Regions from separate parts of the Homo sapiens genome. Here region 1 is linked to region 2. The links are chromatin loops, found by intact Hi-C in ENCODE. Cell type or tissue: PC-3. All regions are shown on one strand.

Evidence for each region. A loop is a pair of places that touch in the nucleus more often than their neighbours do. Peaks named below come from ENCODE experiments on the same cell type or tissue, not always from the same donor. Only the 100,000 strongest peaks of a DNase experiment are listed, where the experiment ranks them.
Region 1: a loop joins it to region 2, with 4 times the contacts of the local background. A loop is called at or near these places in 3 of 110 quality-filtered maps.

What each region holds. Positions count from the first base shown.
Region 1 is chr10:78,455,415-78,463,414 of GRCh38, forward strand. LOC107984245 (a long non-coding RNA gene) reads right to left here and starts at 6,363. Exons shown (of 3, transcript XR_001747513.2): 1 at 2,506-6,363. In PC-3, no CTCF peak of the experiment used is centred here; DNase peaks (open chromatin) are centred at 2,877, 3,747, 7,027 and 7,497; H3K4me3 peaks cover 1,816 bases; H3K27ac peaks cover 4,612 bases.
Region 2 is chr10:78,044,106-78,052,105 of GRCh38, forward strand. It overlaps a transcript of RPS24 not described here. Among named protein-coding and RNA genes, the nearest start is that of RPS24, 14 kb to the left of the region's middle. RefSeq lists an enhancer at 3,465-3,524. In PC-3, CTCF peaks have their summits at 3,371 (motif pointing right) and 3,578; DNase peaks (open chromatin) are centred at 456, 736, 1,336 and 3,366.

The sequences.
Region 1 (8,000 bases), 410 kb after region 2:
TATTTATACTCCACTTCTGGCACTGTCTGCCTGTGTTCTTTCAGCTAGAGGAAATGCTCCCATCCCTCAGACAGACATCTGATCATTATAATTTCGTGTTTGAAGACAGTTTTAGCCTCCTGCAGACACACATAAAATCTGCATCCGCCGCCCAGGATGGGGGACATAAAAGTTCTTTAAGAGGGTGGTAGACCTTCGCGGGATAGAATCCAGGCTGTCTCCAGCTGGGCACTGGGGCAGGCTTCTGCAGCTCTGCTCACACACCACCTGTCCACTCTCACCTTCTCCCTCTGCCCACTCGGCAGAATCTACCCATCCTTGGAGGCCCACCCAGACGCCTCTCTTGCAGGGGCCCTCGCTGAGTCTTCTCTCCCTGACTGTCTTGGTACTTTCTCTCCCCCCAGAGTTGATTTAGTTCACTTGATGTTATGCTACGCTGCCTCAGTCCCTAGCTGCCTCTTGTATACATAACCATATATTGAATGGGCTGAACTCGACGGGGCACGAACAGGAAATGGCTTTATTTCTCTCCCTTGGATGCTTTCAAACATGCCTGGCTAGATCTTCCCCACCCTCCTGATGGCATTGCAGGCATGTACCAGAGCCTCCCTGTCACATGCAGGGATAGAAAGTATTTTCCTCTCAGATATTAAACAGGTCCTATCCGGCCCACGCACAGCCTCCACGGACATCCAGTTCAAAGTTTCTCTCTCCCGGCAGCTTGGTGGGCAGAGGCCTGCGGTGGCCCAGGGATGGGTTGTGGTCAGTTCTTTCTTACTCTTCCTTTATGTCCTCCCCAAAAACAGATGCTAAAGTCCTAACCCCCAGGGACTCAGAGTATGACCTTATTTGGAAATAGTCTTTACAGAAGTGATCCAATTAAAATGAGGCTCTAATCCAATATGATGTTTCCTTATAAAAAGGGAAAATTTGGGCAGGGCGAGGTGGCTCACACCTATAATCCCAGCACTTTGGGAGGCTGAGACAGGTGGATCACGAGGTCAGGAGTTCAAGACCAGCCTGGCCAACATGGTGAAACCCCATCTCTACTAACAGTACAAAAATTAGCCAGGTGTGGTGGAACGTGCCTATAACCCCAGCTACTCAGGAGGCTGAGGCAGGAGAATCGCTTGAACCTGGGAGGAGCAGGTTGCAGTGAGTGAAGATCATGCCACTGCACTCCAGCCTGGGCTACAGAGTGAGACTTCATCTCAAAAACAAAAAACAAAAAAACAACAAAAAAATGGGGGGGTGGATGGTGGGGAATTTGGACAGGGAGACCGACAAGCAGAGAGGGAGACAACTTGGAGATGAGTGGGGAGCAGCCAGCTGTGGGACTGGAGCACGCATCTCTGAGCCGGGAGATTGAATGGGCCAGAAAGATCATCCCCTGGGCCCGTTAGGGGAAGCGCGGCCCTGCCCACACCCTGACTTAGGACTTCTGGTCTCTAGAACTGTGAGCCAACAAATTCAATTGTCTTAAGCCTCTGAGTCTGTAGGGTTTGTTCGGCAGCTCTAGGAAATGAATGCATCCACCTTCGTCCTGCTTTCCCCGGGGCCAGGCAAAGTGAGGAGCTGGAGAAAAGCAGACCCTCTCTTTTTGGATGGCCACTGCTGCCACCTCAGTTCAAGGAGAGGCTTTCAAAGTCTCTGTCAAGGCAGGTACCCCAGTGCTGGGTGTTCTGTGGACCCTCCTCTGTGACCCCCGGGGTGGGTCCCCATCACAGTGCCAGAAACTGCTCGCCTTCTATGGCCTCTTTTCAGCCCTGGAGAAGCTCACATTCTCTTTCCAGGGCAAAGGCGGGCCTGCAGGCTGCTGCAGCTGCCCTTGGCCTCACCCCACTCCGGCCAGCCTCCTGTCCTGAGTTCTAAGGTGGGACAGGTTCAGTTCCTACTCTAAGTCCCCACCCCCTTCCCCCACAACCCAGGGGACATGTGATAAACTCTTCTGGAAATTTCTGTGCCTCATGGTGGGCTTGGAGTTTCTGCAGTGCAATGGGCCTCCAACTGGGGAAGGAAGCATGAGTCTTCTCTCTGTACAGGCACCCCAATCTCTGCAAGAGGTTCTCTGGAGCCCCTGCTAGTAGCTTACAGGAGTGCACGGAGCAGCCGAGTCACAGTATTTTACGTAAAGTTTCCTCCACATTCACATCAATTCTCTTTCTTCTGCTTAAGCAGGGTGGATGTGGACTGAGGAGGTGAGGAGCAGGCAGTGTAGAAGCCTCTTAACAAATCCAGGAGGAAGGAACCTGGTAGCTATACCCCTTGGATGGTAGGGGCATTTGACACCCATTGTCCTGGGCTTTGGGGTTTCAGTGGAAGGAGTCCCACTCCTATCCAGTCCCTTAGGAGAACAAGTCCTAGATGTAAGAGATTGGAAACTCCCTGAGCACAAGGGGCATGGGCTCTGTTTTCCTCTCCCTTCACGTACAGCTACTAGGCCAGAGAGAGCCCAGGCTCTGGAGTCCTGTGGACCCAAGTTCAAGTTCCTGCTCAGTTACTTACCCAGCTGTGCATCTCAGGGAAGTGACCCAGCCTTTTCCAGTCTCTTTCCTCTGCCGGCTTTTACGTGGGAGTGGAAGGCAAGGAAAAAAGTGCCTGCTGCAGAGTCAGGTCCAGGGACACACCAGCCCTTGCCCCCACAGCATTTTGGGGCTGGCCCCATCCTCTGAGGATGCTGGAAGCATGCGGGTGACACTCTGGTGAAGGCTGTGGGTTTCTCCTCCAGCGAAGTTTGTTATAGGATTCAGGTTAAGAATCTCTGTCTGAACTCTCAGTGGCTTATCACCGAATTACACGAAATTGTTTGGTAAAGGAACAGCAGAAAGAGAGCCAAAAGATATTGGTAGCTGATTGGGGTCCCTGAGTCATCTGAGATGGTGACTAAGTAACCCAGCACTTTGAAAAGCCTGGACCTAAATTCCCAGGGGAATTTTTTCCCCACATGCCCTTCCCACAACATACTGGGCTGGATCCAATCCCACCTAGTACTGTTCAAATGCAATCCCTCTTGTGCATTGAGCAGTGTGCTGTGGCGCAGTCTCAGTGATTCCTAAAGTTGACTAAAACATGCCTTCTAAAGGGAAAGCTATCATTGCAGACCCCCAGTGTTGATAAGAATTATTTTGATCATATTGTTACTTAAATATATACAAACATAAAAGTAAGTATAAATCTCTTATGCTTTTAGCTCTTACACAGCTGTAAAACCAAAACACAATTACAAATTAAATGCAAATAAAGCTACAAAACCATTAAAATTCAAATTAATGGCATTAATTTAATGTGACAGATGATGTTTTGCTGAAAGTAAAACAACCAACGTTGGGTTTAATAATAGAAGGATACATTCCCATTTAAGTTCCGCTTGTTATCAACTAGATCATTTTGATGTTTGGACATGCTAGACCATCATTAGAGTTATTATCAATATTATTATATTTTTCATGTATTACAATGAACACACTTCTAAACACAGACCTAGAATTTTGATGAAGCGATCAACTTAATAGAGCACTTCAAAATATAATAATTTAAAATATATAGAAATATGTACCATTTAGTAAGACTATATACCATTTACCATTTCCAGCTGCTAGTGTTGTCTTGCAAGTTGTTGCAAACCAAGGTGGCATTCACTCAGGCACCTGCTTGCAAAACAGTGACTACAATTCTACCAGCTTCAATGCAGAGCAGCTTATTTGTGGCATGTCTGTGTCCCCTGTTCTGTTTGATGACTCAATCCTCCCTCCACTTATCTCTGTTTGAACAATTGCTAAACCTTTGTTTGTACAGCAGTCCATGAAGTCATTTGGCCTTCATTTTGCAAAAACATGATAGTAAACCCAAATGCAAATGTGAACTCTGCATTCCTGAAGCATTAGTTGGTGATAATATGATCATCCACACACAACCCCAATAGGGTCTCACTGATATTTTTCAATTTTTAAAATGAAAATATCAGAATAAAAAAAGACTCTCATATCACTCAAGGGCCCCTGACAGTACATCTGTGGATCCCACTTTGAAATCCCTGGTGCAGTGAAAGGAGGTCTGGCCTGGGAACCCAAGACTCGAGTTTTCGTTCTAAGTCCCTCATTGACCCACTGTGTTCTGTGGACCAATTTCCCCCTTTCTAGACTTCATCTGCTCATGATCAGTAATTGTCTTGCATTTTGGTCATCATCACATTTATCTCACCTGATCCCTCCCTGAGGTCGGTATGACTGTCCTCAATGACAGATGGGGGAAATTGAGACCCAGGTACACATCTGGTGAGTGAGGGGATGGGGTTAGGAGGCAGAGCTGGCTGACTCCAAAGGCACCACATGGCGGTGATTCACAAAACTGAGGCGCCCCCAGAGCCCTGCCAGATCTCTCAGGCTGCCCTGGAGAGCTTCAGTCTCTGATGACCCATGTCTTGGGACCCATGCCTCCTCTCAGCCACACATACACATATGGTCCCAGGCACAGCCCTGGAGAAAGTGGGAGAACAGCCTTGATTCATCCTCATCATCCTCCGATGACCCCACCAGCCCAGTGTTCAGCTCTGAGACAACATCCACCACCCCAGTGACAGGGGAAATTTCCCCAGCTAAATATCAGACACAGGTCCTGACAACTGAAGTTTTCTGATGGGTAAATTCATGTTTGTTTATTTATTTTGATGAAAAGACAGGTCTAAGTCTATAATTCAAATCCCATTTTATACACATGCATATGTATGTATGTATGCATGCACACATATATAAACATATATACATACATGTGTGTATATACATGTGTATGTGTATAGACTTTCCTTGGTGAAAGAGAATGAAATTTGCTTGAATTGGAGCTGTGCTGGACACAAGATTTGTGGTTGCCTTTTTGAGCTGAGGTATAGCTCCACTAGGGAAGAGTCTTCAGAGAGCAGCTGCCTCCCTGGGTCCTCAATCACTAACCTCTCTAATCTTTGGTGCCAGTGAGACTGTAGCTTGGGTTCCTCCCCTTGGAAACCAGAAAGACTCCTCATCTTATCTCAGAAGGCCCTGCAGGCACCATCACTCTTGGAATCCTCCCTCTTTCAGAATTGATGTGTGTGTGTCTGCAGCCTTGACATGTAGAGTGATGTCCAGGGCTTTCTGGAATTCTGGTTCCAGTGGGAAATTCAACTTGGTTCTAGGAAATGATGCCATTGGATTCATTCTATTCACAGGCAAGGAAGCAATCTTTAGGGAGGACCTGCTTTAACAACCCATCTTTCCTCCTTATGGATCTTAAGTTTTTAAAAGATTATTTCTTCTAGAGGGAGTTAAGTGATAATGAACTCATTCTTTCATTTTTATGAAACAAAGACATTTATACTTGACCATCAGAGATTCTAATTGGCATGTGGCTCATGCTTATGAGACCTGCAGAGTTGATAGAATCGCAGCTAAAACAAAGACATTTGACATTTTAGTTATTCATGCAGCCTTGCTCAGGGCACATGTACAATGATCATTAAGCTGTTTGAAATAGTGATATTCCAGCACTTGTGAAAAGAATATACTAGTGCCCACCAATCCAACATTGTGTCCCAGGAGAACTCAGGAACAGGTGGGTGAATGCAATTCCAGCTACACTTGTTCGACTGCAGGAAAACCCTACAGGTTGCTGGGCTGCAGTGGGGGAGGTAGGTCTTTGCTCTTGAGGGGTTCCTGATCTGTGAGCCAAGCCATTTTTTAAACTGACTGCTCTTTGTAGCGGGTGGATAAGAGGCAAGGACTAAACAGGGCTACCTTAAGATAACACTCTAAGGATGTCATCATGATTCTTAGGGACTGTGCATCGCACCTTATTCAGTACTCAAAGCCCAGGTATTTGCCCTGCCCAGGACTGCTCATGGATCATACCAGTTGTTCCTGGGGCAGAGTGATGAGGATCTTATATCACTGGGCATAGGGTCTTCTGGGCTGGGCCTTGAAGGACAGAAGCCTGCTTTACTCTCCGCTTTTTGACCTAGCCTCCACTTCCTCACTCTTTGTCTGTTCTGCAAGTTTGTACTCACTTCTCATCTGGAGCTTGCCATGGCTCCTGGGATCCCAGCTTCCTGCTCTGCTGAGGACCATGGTCGGTGTTCCCCCAGCAGCTTCCTTTTAAGCAGTCCCTGGCCCAAGCTACATGCTCAGTGAATATCCCTGCATTGACTCACTGAGGCCACTCCGGCCCAGCTGCCTATTGCTCCTACGCTATGGCCCTTTAGTCTCAATGGAAATTGAAATCTGGAGTGTTGGGCTGGCCAGTTATCCTCTGTCCAGTGAGGGCCCTGTCTAACTTTCTTGTCTTTATTTCTTTTCTCAGCACAGGTTTGGGCTATCACCTGAGAACATTCAGGAGACAGTACAGGTTCCCAGATGCAACGACTCACTCAGATTTGTCTTAACAGACCCTTCTACTGGCAATCTCAGGTGGAGCAAAAAGGAGCGATCATTAGAAACAAATTCATTGTGGTCTCTTGATTCTGGCCAGCTACTCTGCAAAGTCTGGCCTCCTGCACCTCTTGGGATGAGGTGGGGCCTCTTGTCAAGACAAAAGGGAGCAAGGGCCCCTGTAGGGGGAAGAAGGGCTGCCCAGGCCTGGTGTCAGTTGTTCCTGGGGCAGAGTGACAGGGACCTCTTATCACTGGCCACCCAGTGTCTATGGACCTTGGATACCATGGCCCCCAAGGTTTAAAAAATAATGGAAAAAGCCAAGATGGCAGGATTTAAGCATCTCAACATGGTCATTGCCACTGGAGCCTCTGGGCTGCATGGGCCTCTGGCAGGAGGAGGGGGTCAGGGCCAGGAATCAATTATAGGCAAAGGCTGGCTCCCTTGGGGCTGGTGCCAGGGAGAAAGCCAGCTGCCTCATCGCAGTGTCCAGGAGAATTTATGAGTTGGATCTTGGGGGTGAGTGGTGAAGGTTGAGCTCTCCAGGAAGCAGACTCTCAGAAGGAGTTTATGAAGCAGGACGCTTAAGAGGAATGCCTTGAGACAAACACCTGTGGGAAACGGGGAGGGAGGCAGGATGGGGCAGGGGAGAGGTGGAGCTGTGATGTGGCTTGGCTGACACCACAGAGTTGTTGGAACTCAGCTAGCTCCTCAGCGTCATCTCATGTGGGGCTCTGGCAGCCAGGCCTCTGCATCTTACCTCCTCAGTCAGAGGCTACTGGAACCTGACCATCCTTTAAGGACTCTAGAATCACCCTGACTCCTCTGGTTCTCTCAAAGCCCACACCCAATTCTTCACCAATCCCTGTGGCCTGCATCTTACAAACAGATCCAGCCTCCAAGCGTAGGTGTCTTCCTTCCTCCACGGCATTGTCCACGCTTCCACCACCTCTCCCAGAGCCACTGCAACAGCCTCCTGCCTCACCTCCCTGCTTCCACTCTTGGCCCTCTGGTTGTTTCTTTACCCTGAACCACAGCATCATTTTAGAATAGACATCAGAACTTGCCATTCCTCCACCCTTACTCCCATGACTTCCCTGACTCACACAGGCCAAGAGTCAACGCCTCGCCACTCTCTCCCAGCTCAGCCCCCTCCCTCCTGTTCTTGGGACATGCCAGGCTTGCTCCCGGCTCAAGATGGGTGTACTTGCCCTTTTACCTGCCCACTGGGCTTTCCCCAAGACAGCTACAGAGCGCATTTCCTCCCTGCCTTCAGATCCCTGTTCAAATACCATTTCCTCCCAGGGTCCTTCCCTGGTCATGCTATATGAAGTTGCAAACCCGGCCCACCCCATGATATTCCCTTTGAAGTTTGATGTGTCTTTGGGGCACCAAATGTATACAAGAATCTGGAGTTCAAAAGAGAGCTCCAGACTGGTGAAAAAGATTTCTGTGTCCTGGTAATACAGATGACATTCACACAGTGAGGATGGAGAGGATCCCCTAGGGCTGTCTTGTCCAATCTAGAAGCCACCAGCCACACTTGGCTACTGAGCACTGGAAATATGGCTGGTCTGCAGGGGTCATGTTGCATGAAAGGGTAACATG
Region 2 (8,000 bases):
TAGCAACAAACTTGGTGTAGATAGGGTTTGCGGTTTCAGGCATCCACTGGGGGTCTAAGAACGTTTGCCCCATGGATAAGGGAGGATTACTGTAACACCAGCAGTGGCAAGAGACATGATCTGATTTGGATGCACAGGAGAAAGTTCTCATTTGAGGCCATGAAAAATAGGAAAGAAAGCAGGGAGATGGGAGCAGGCAGTGTGGGACAAGGTGAGACCAGTCATTCTGCAAGGGGAAGAGAGGATGACACTGGGGAGGTGGGAGCAGAGTGGGTAGGTAGGCATTCTCTTGAATCAACAAGATGGAAGGCCCTACATGACTGATGCCTTTGAGCAGAGTTTTGCACAATGCATTTCTGGTGGGAGATACTCCATTTCAAAAATAGTCTTCAGGTTGGCTGCTAGAGCACAGAAGTATGACACCTGACTCATTTGTGCTGGCAGAGAGGCTCTCCTGGGTTTTAGAGCTTTGTGAACACACCTCCATACATTAATCCAACTGTCCTTCCCCATCCACTCACCCTTGAACTTCCCGCATGCCAGATGTTGAGGGGAGGCAGAAATGAGACCTGCCTCCCAGTGCCCACAGTCTGGATGAGAGGGTACAGGTGAGGTCCTGGTAAGAAACGAAGCTGGAGAGGTCAGCGGAGAATAAATCAGGGAGGATCTTGTATGCCAAGCTAAGGATTTCACTTGTTCAGTGTTTTGGTTAAAGAAAATAAAACGTTGGAGAATTAGATGTTCTGCAGTGGATTGTGTGTTCTTTTCACATGCCGAGTTCCTCCACACAGGAAATACTTTGGCAACGCTCTGGCTGCTCATCATGCATATTGGAGAGGGAATTTATGTAGAAGGTTATGGGTCGATGAGATGGCATCCAAGTATTTATCGTATTTTTTTGAGATGGAGTTTCACTCTTGTTGCCCCGGCTGGAGTGCAATGGCACGACCTCAGCTCACTGCAACCTCCGCCTCCTGGGTTCAAGCAATTCTCTGCCTCAGCTTCCCGAGTAGCTGGGATTACAGGCATGTGCCACCATACCTGGCTAATTTTGTATTTTGTAGTAGAGACGGAGTTTTTCCATGTTGGTCAGGCTGGTCTTGAACTCCTGACCTCAGGTGATCTGCCCACCCCGCCTCCCAAAGTGCTGGGATTACCGTCGTGAGGCACCGCGCCTGGCCCCAAGTATTAATAACTCGGAAAAAGGGACCAGATCAGGAATCAGGAGTCACAGTTCCTGATCTCCACTCAGCTTACAATCAGCTGGGGCCATGGATGGGCAAAAGACTTCCCTTTTCTGGGCTTCTATTTCCCTCCCTGTGTCTGTCTGCTATCCGGGCTAGATGAGTAATTCCGAAACCTGGCAGGTGGGGGCTTTCTTTTTTTCTTTTTGTGAGATGGAGTGTTGCTTTGTCACCCAGGCTGGGGTGCAGTGGCACTGTTTTGGCTCACTGCAACCTCTGCCTCCTGAGTTCAAGCGATTCTCCTGCCTCAGTCTTCTGAGTAGCTGGAACTACAGGCGCCTGCCACCATGCTTGGGTAATTTTTTGTATTTTTAGTAGAGATGGGGTTTCACCATGTTGGCCAGGCTGGGGGCTTGTTAAAAATACAAATGCTGGCTGGGTGTGGTGGCTTATACCTGTAATCCCGGCACTTTGGGAGGCTGAGGCGGGTGGATCACTTGACGTCAGGAGTTCGAGACCAGCCTGGCCAACATGGTGAAACATCTCTACTAAAAATACAAAAATTAGCTGGGCGTGGTGGTGCGTGCCTGTAATCTCAATTACTCAGGAGGTGGAGGCACGAGAATTGCTTGAACCCAGGAGGCGGAGGTTGCAGTGAGCCGAGACCATGCCACTGCACTCCAGCCTGGGTGACAGAGCGAGGCTCTGTCTCAAAAACAACAAATGCCCAGCCTCTTGCCCCAGTTTTCAGAGTTAGTAGATCTGGGTAGCGCCCAAGCACCTGATGTTTTAATAGCTTCCCAGGTGAGGCTGCTTCAGGAAACTGGACTGAAGCTTCCCAGGTGAGCTCAGGCTTGGGAAGCTGGACTGAAGTTTCTCTAAGATCCGTTCTGCCTCTGAGAATTCTGTCTCTAATGGGAATACTGTCTCTGCCCTCAAGAAGCTGGCAGATGAACAGTAATACTATTGCTAATTAATGACCACAGAATAGCTAACATTTATTGTTTACCATGTGCCAGGTACTGAGCTAAGTCTTGCACAAATTATCTCATTTACCTTTTTTTTTTTTTTTTTTTGAGAATGAGTCTCGCTCTGTCACCCAGGCTGGAGCTCTGGATTGCACCAGTGGCGCAATCTCAGCTCACTGCAACCTCCACCTTCTGGGTTCAAGTGATTCTCCTGCCTCAGCCTCCATAGTAGCTGGGATTACAGGTGTGTACCACCACACCTGGCTAATTTTTGTATAGTAGAGACAGGGTTTCTCCATGTTGGCCAGGCTGGTCTTGAACTCCAGACCTCAGGTGACCCACCTGCCTCAGCCTCCCAAAGTGCTGGGATTACAGGCATGATCCACTGCACCTGGCCTCATTTACCTGCACTCGGAGGGAAGTACTATTACCCCCATTTTATAGATGAGGAAATTGAGGCTCAAAGAGGTTAAGGAACTTGGTTAAAGTTACACAACTATGGCATCCTATGATAAGCCTGGGGGCATTTGTGGAACATCTTGCCAAGGAGCTAGAAATGGTCCTGAGCCTTAAATGGGTGGAGGTGATTAGCTGAGGCAGCGATTCTCCAGGTGTGGTCCTGGACAGCAGCAGCAGTGTCACCAGGGAACTTGCTAGAAATTCAATTTCTTGGGCTCCACCCTAGAATTACTGAATCAGAAGCTGTGGGTGGGGCCAGGTAACCTGTTTTTTTTTTTGAGTTGCCCAGGCTGGAGTGCAGTGGCGTGATCTTGCTTCACTGCAACCTCCGCCTCCTGGGTGCGATTCTCCACCTCAGCTTCCTGAGTAGCTGGGACTACTGGTGCCTGCCACCACGCCTGGCTAATTTTTTTTTTTTTTGTACTTTTTAGTAGAGATGGGATTTCACCATGTTGGTCTGGCTGGTCTTGAACTCCTGACGTCAGGTGATCCGCTGGCCTCGGCCTCCAAAAGTGCTGGGATTATAGGTGTGAGCCACCGCGTCCAGCCAGAACCTGTGTTTTGATAAGCTCTCCAGGTGATTCAGATGCATGCTAAAGTTTGAGAACCACTGAGCTTAGGGAAGGGGAGGATATTCCAGAGGGGGACAGCTGTGGAGACCCGGTAGGACAGTGCTGTAGACTGCCCCATCCCTGCCTTTTCACTTGGTGAAATAAAGACGTGTGATGCACTATGCAGACTCCCACAAGGGGGCACTGTGGGCACAGACGTGGAAGCGGTCTGCTTTGTTGTCAAGACCGCTACCCTTGTGGAAGCATGAAAAAAGCTTGATGCCAGATCAACTGGAGAGGTCACTCTTTCTTCTCAGAGAAGGTCTAATGGGGGTGGTAATCTTGTTTATAGGATTCGGCCCTCGTAGGGAAGCTGAACCTGGAGGGCTTTCTGCTGTTCATATGTGCATGGTGATGTCTACCCATCCGTGCTGCGAGGTCTCTGCAGATCCTGTGCAAACAGCATTCCCCCTTTTGTAGCTGCCCAGCCAGGCAGCTTGCGGTTTCTATTGGGGGAGGTGGGGGCCGAAGGCTGGGAACCCCAGCAGCCCGATTCTGCTTCAGCCTTCTGCCTACAGTGCTATGCCTCTGTCCTATTCTTTGACAAGCATGGGTCCGGGGCCACAGTGCTGGGTCCAAGACCTGTTTTCAAGCCTTAGCTCTGCCCCACCACACTTTAAGATCTCTGGCAAGACCCCTTTCTCCTCTGGGTCTCAGTTTCCTACACTGTAGGATGAGAGAGTGGTGCTGAGAAAGTGGCTGTCAACATCTCTTTCCACTATAAAATTCTGCCCTGGGAGTTGAGGAAGAGACTGCCTTGTGCTTTTCAAGGACCTCGGATTGCAGGGGATCTGTAAACCCTGCTACATGACATCCATCTCCAGTAGCCACTTAAGGAAGCATTTCCAGGGATATGGTGCAAGTCAGTAAGGTGGAATCTCTCAAACAAGATTTTTTAAAAAGTCCATATCTTCAGACATCCAGAATTTGCTTTTATAGGTTTCTATTCTGCACTGTTTGGAAGAAGGAAAATTTATACCATGTTCTCTTTTCTGCTGCAGTGTGTATTTCTTCCAAAAATACATTGCCTCGGAGGGTCTTTGGCATTCACCTCGTTAATCCAGGGATTGGCATCCTATACTCTCGGTGACTGCTCACCCAGCTGAGCCACTGCTCTGCCTGGGCAGGAAATCTCCAGAACTGCCTTTTCAGAGCGCTATAGATGTGCTCATCCCTGGGTTATAAGGGGATTCAAAAGAGTGGTCCAGCCCTCTGCTGGCTCCCACCGTCGATGATGATATTCAGAGAGTCTGGTTAGAAATTGCCCAACCCAGCCGCGTGCGGTGGCTCACGCCTGTAATCACGTTGGGAGGCCAAGATGGGCAGATCACAAGGTCAGGAGTTCGAGACCAGCTTGGTCAATATGGTGAAACCCCGTCTCTACTAAAAACACAAAAATTAGCCGGGCATGGGGGCATGCACCTGTGGTCCCAGCTGCTCAGGAGGCTGAGGCAGAAGAATCGCTTGAACCTGGGAGAGGGAGGTTGCAGTGAGCCGCGATTGCACCACTGCACTCCAGCCTGGGCGACAGAGCGAGAGTCCATCTCAAAAAAAAAAAAAAAAAAAAAATTGCCCAACCCATAGGCAAACATTGTTAACTGCAGCTGTCCTTGGTGGAGGAAACAAGTTAAACATGATGTCTCTTTCCATCAGGCCTCCTTGGAGCGGGGAAGGAGAGCTCTTCAGTTCCTTTGGCACCTTCACGCAGCATGCAAGACGGGCTGCTTTTTCTTCTGTTTATGGATGAGGCACAGAGGGTAGATGACTTGCCCCAAGTCCTTCAGCTCATTCATGCTGGGGAAAGGAGTAAGCTTCAGGCGTCTTCCCCTGGAGTTCACGCCACCTCTGACAGCAAGTGAGCCGTTTGCTACTCAAGTGCTGTTTCTTGCTTTTTTAAGGTAACAAAACACTGCATGCTGTCTGGGGTACCTTTTCCCTGCTGTTCAGTTCATTGCCCTGTGTCGTCTCACAGAGCGTGTCACTGGTACAGAAATGTTCCCTGGGAAGCTAGAGTTGAAACATCGCCCACTGGTGCTCCTGAGCTGGCTTTGTCATGGGTTTAGAGGGTATGTTAGGGAGGAGGCCTTCTGCTGCAAGTCTCTGAGAAGTCAGCTTACACTGCCTTGAACAGTGAGGTTGCTTATTAGCTCCTGTAAGAACCCCCTGGATGCCCAGGAGCCTTCAGGGTTGGTGGACACTGCAGTTTAACAGCGTCTTCGAGGGCCTAGACGTTTTCTCTCTCCACTTTGCTGCCAATGCTGGTGCCATTCTGAGGGATAGTTGCCCATCACAGTGGGGCTGGGACTGGGTGAGGCAATGAAGCGCTTAGCATGTGAAATCCAAGGAGGTCTTCACCCACAGTGGTGCTAGTGCAAGGTCAGCATCTCCTTGACCCTAAGAGCACCTTGCCCTAGTACTGGGGCCTGTGGGAGGCCACCCACTCTCCACAAAGGCCAGACCAGAAGTCACCTGTGTTTTTTCTGCTCCTCTTCCATCGGCTGGGACTTAGTCTCCTGCAACACCTAATAACTGTGAGGTGGGCTGGGAAATATAGGCTTGTTCCAGCTCAGGCAGATGTGGGAGCACAGTTTTGGGGGACAATGACCAGTCTTTGCCACAGCAGGAAGAAAATGGTTGCTTCATAGGGATCCTTTCAGCAGAAACCTCCCAGCAAAAGGGGGAAGTTTACTGGGAAGCTGTGGGTGATCTAACAAAGCCAAAAGGTAGGCGGTGCTGGCAGCCTCCCTGGATTTGGGTCTGGAAAATCATTTCAGAACAAATCAGCTCTTCCTTCTCCCCTCCTTCCTCCTTCCCCCTCTTTGAGTCTATGCCTCTCTCTCTCTCTCTACAGGCTGGCTTTTCTTTGTTCCCCTTTCTGCCCCATGGCTGCCACAACCAGGATTTTATTGCTCCCCATTCCAAACTTCCGGCCAGATTAGTTAGACCTGCATCCTCCTTGCCACTTCCCAGGGACAAGATGCTGACTGGTCTGTCAGCTCATGGAGCCCACTCCCACTTACCTGGGGCTGAGGAGCACCTGCTGGGAAGGTTTGAGGGCAGGAGGGCTGCTGATGTATCCAATGCAGCCACCACTCCCACCGCTGAGACATCTGTCTTTCTTTCCTTCTTGTCACTCCCAGACCTCAGCAAGTGGCCGCTTTAAAAAGAGAATAAGAGCTTTATTGAGGTTTAATTCACAGACCATATATTCACCCTTGTAAAGTGTGCAATTCAATGGGTTTCAATGTATTTGCAGAGTGGTGCAACCACCACCACCACCTAATTTTTAAACATTTTGATTTTTATTTGGTCTCACTCTGTCACCCAGCCTGGAGTGCAGTGATGTGATCATAGCTCGTTGCATCCTCGAACTCCTAGGCTAAAGTAATTCTTCCACTTCAGCCTCCCACATAACTAGGACTACAGGTGCACAGCACCAGGCCCAGCTACTTTTTTTTTCTTTTTTTTTAGTTTTTGTAGAGACAGAGTCTCTACATTATGTTGCGCCTCCTGGCCTCAAGCTATCCTCCCACCACACCTATTCATTTTTGATCATTTTTATTATGCCAAAAAGAAACCCTTAGCCCGGCAGGTGTCTCATGCTTATAATCCCTGCACTTTGGGAGGCTGAGGCGAGCAGATCACCTGAGGTCAGGCGTTCGAGACCAGCATGGCCAACCTGGCAAAACCCTGTCTCTACTAAAAATAAAAAATTAGACGGGCATGGTGGTGAGCACCTGTAATCCCAGCTACTTGGGAGGCTAAGGCAGGAGAATCCCTTGAACCTGGAAGGCAGAGGTTGCAGCGAGCTGAGATTGCGCCACTGCACTCCAGCCTGGGCAACAGAGTGGGTGAGACTCTGTCTCAAACAACAACAAAAAGAAACCCTGTAGACATTAGCAGTCTCTCCCTATTTCCCTCAACCTCTGCCCCAGCCCCTGGCAACCACAAATCTGTTTTCTGTTTTTATAAATTTGTCTATTCTGGAAACTTCATATAAATGAAATCATATAGTGTATATAGGTTTTTATGACCGGATTCTTTCACTCAGCCTAATGTTTCCGTGCTATGTCCACACCGTAGCATGTATCAGTAATTTATTCCTTTTAATTACCAAGTAACATTCCCTTGTGTGGATTTACCACGTCAACATCAGTTGATGGATATTTGTGTTGTTTCTGCTTTTTGGCTATTCTGAATAATTTTGCAGCTATGAAAATTCATGTGCAAGTTTTTGTGTGGATGTTTTCACTTCTCTTGGGTATATACCTCGGGGTGGAATTGCTGGGCCTTATGGTGACTCTCTGGTTAACTGTTTTCCACAGAGGCAGCACCATTTTATGTTCCCACCAGCAATGTACGAAGGTTCTAATTTCTCCACATCCTTCCTGACACTTGTTATTATCTGTACTTGATTTTAGCCATGCAAGTAGGTATGAAGTGGTATCTCATTATGGTTTTGATTTGCATTTCATAATAACTAATGGTGTTGAGCATCATTTCATCTGCTTATTGGCTGTTTATATGTCTTCTTTAGAAAAATGCCTGTTTGAATCCTTTGCTTATTTTCAAATGGGGTGATTTGTCTTTTTATTGTGTTGTGTTAGTTTATATATCCTGGATGCAAATCTCTTATCAGATATATGGTTTGCAAATATTTTCTCCTATTCTGTGGATTGTCCATTTTTAAAATTTATTTATTTATTTATTTATTTTGAGACAGGGCCTTGCCCTGTCGCCCAGGCTGGAGTACAGTGGCTTGATCTCGGCTCACTGCA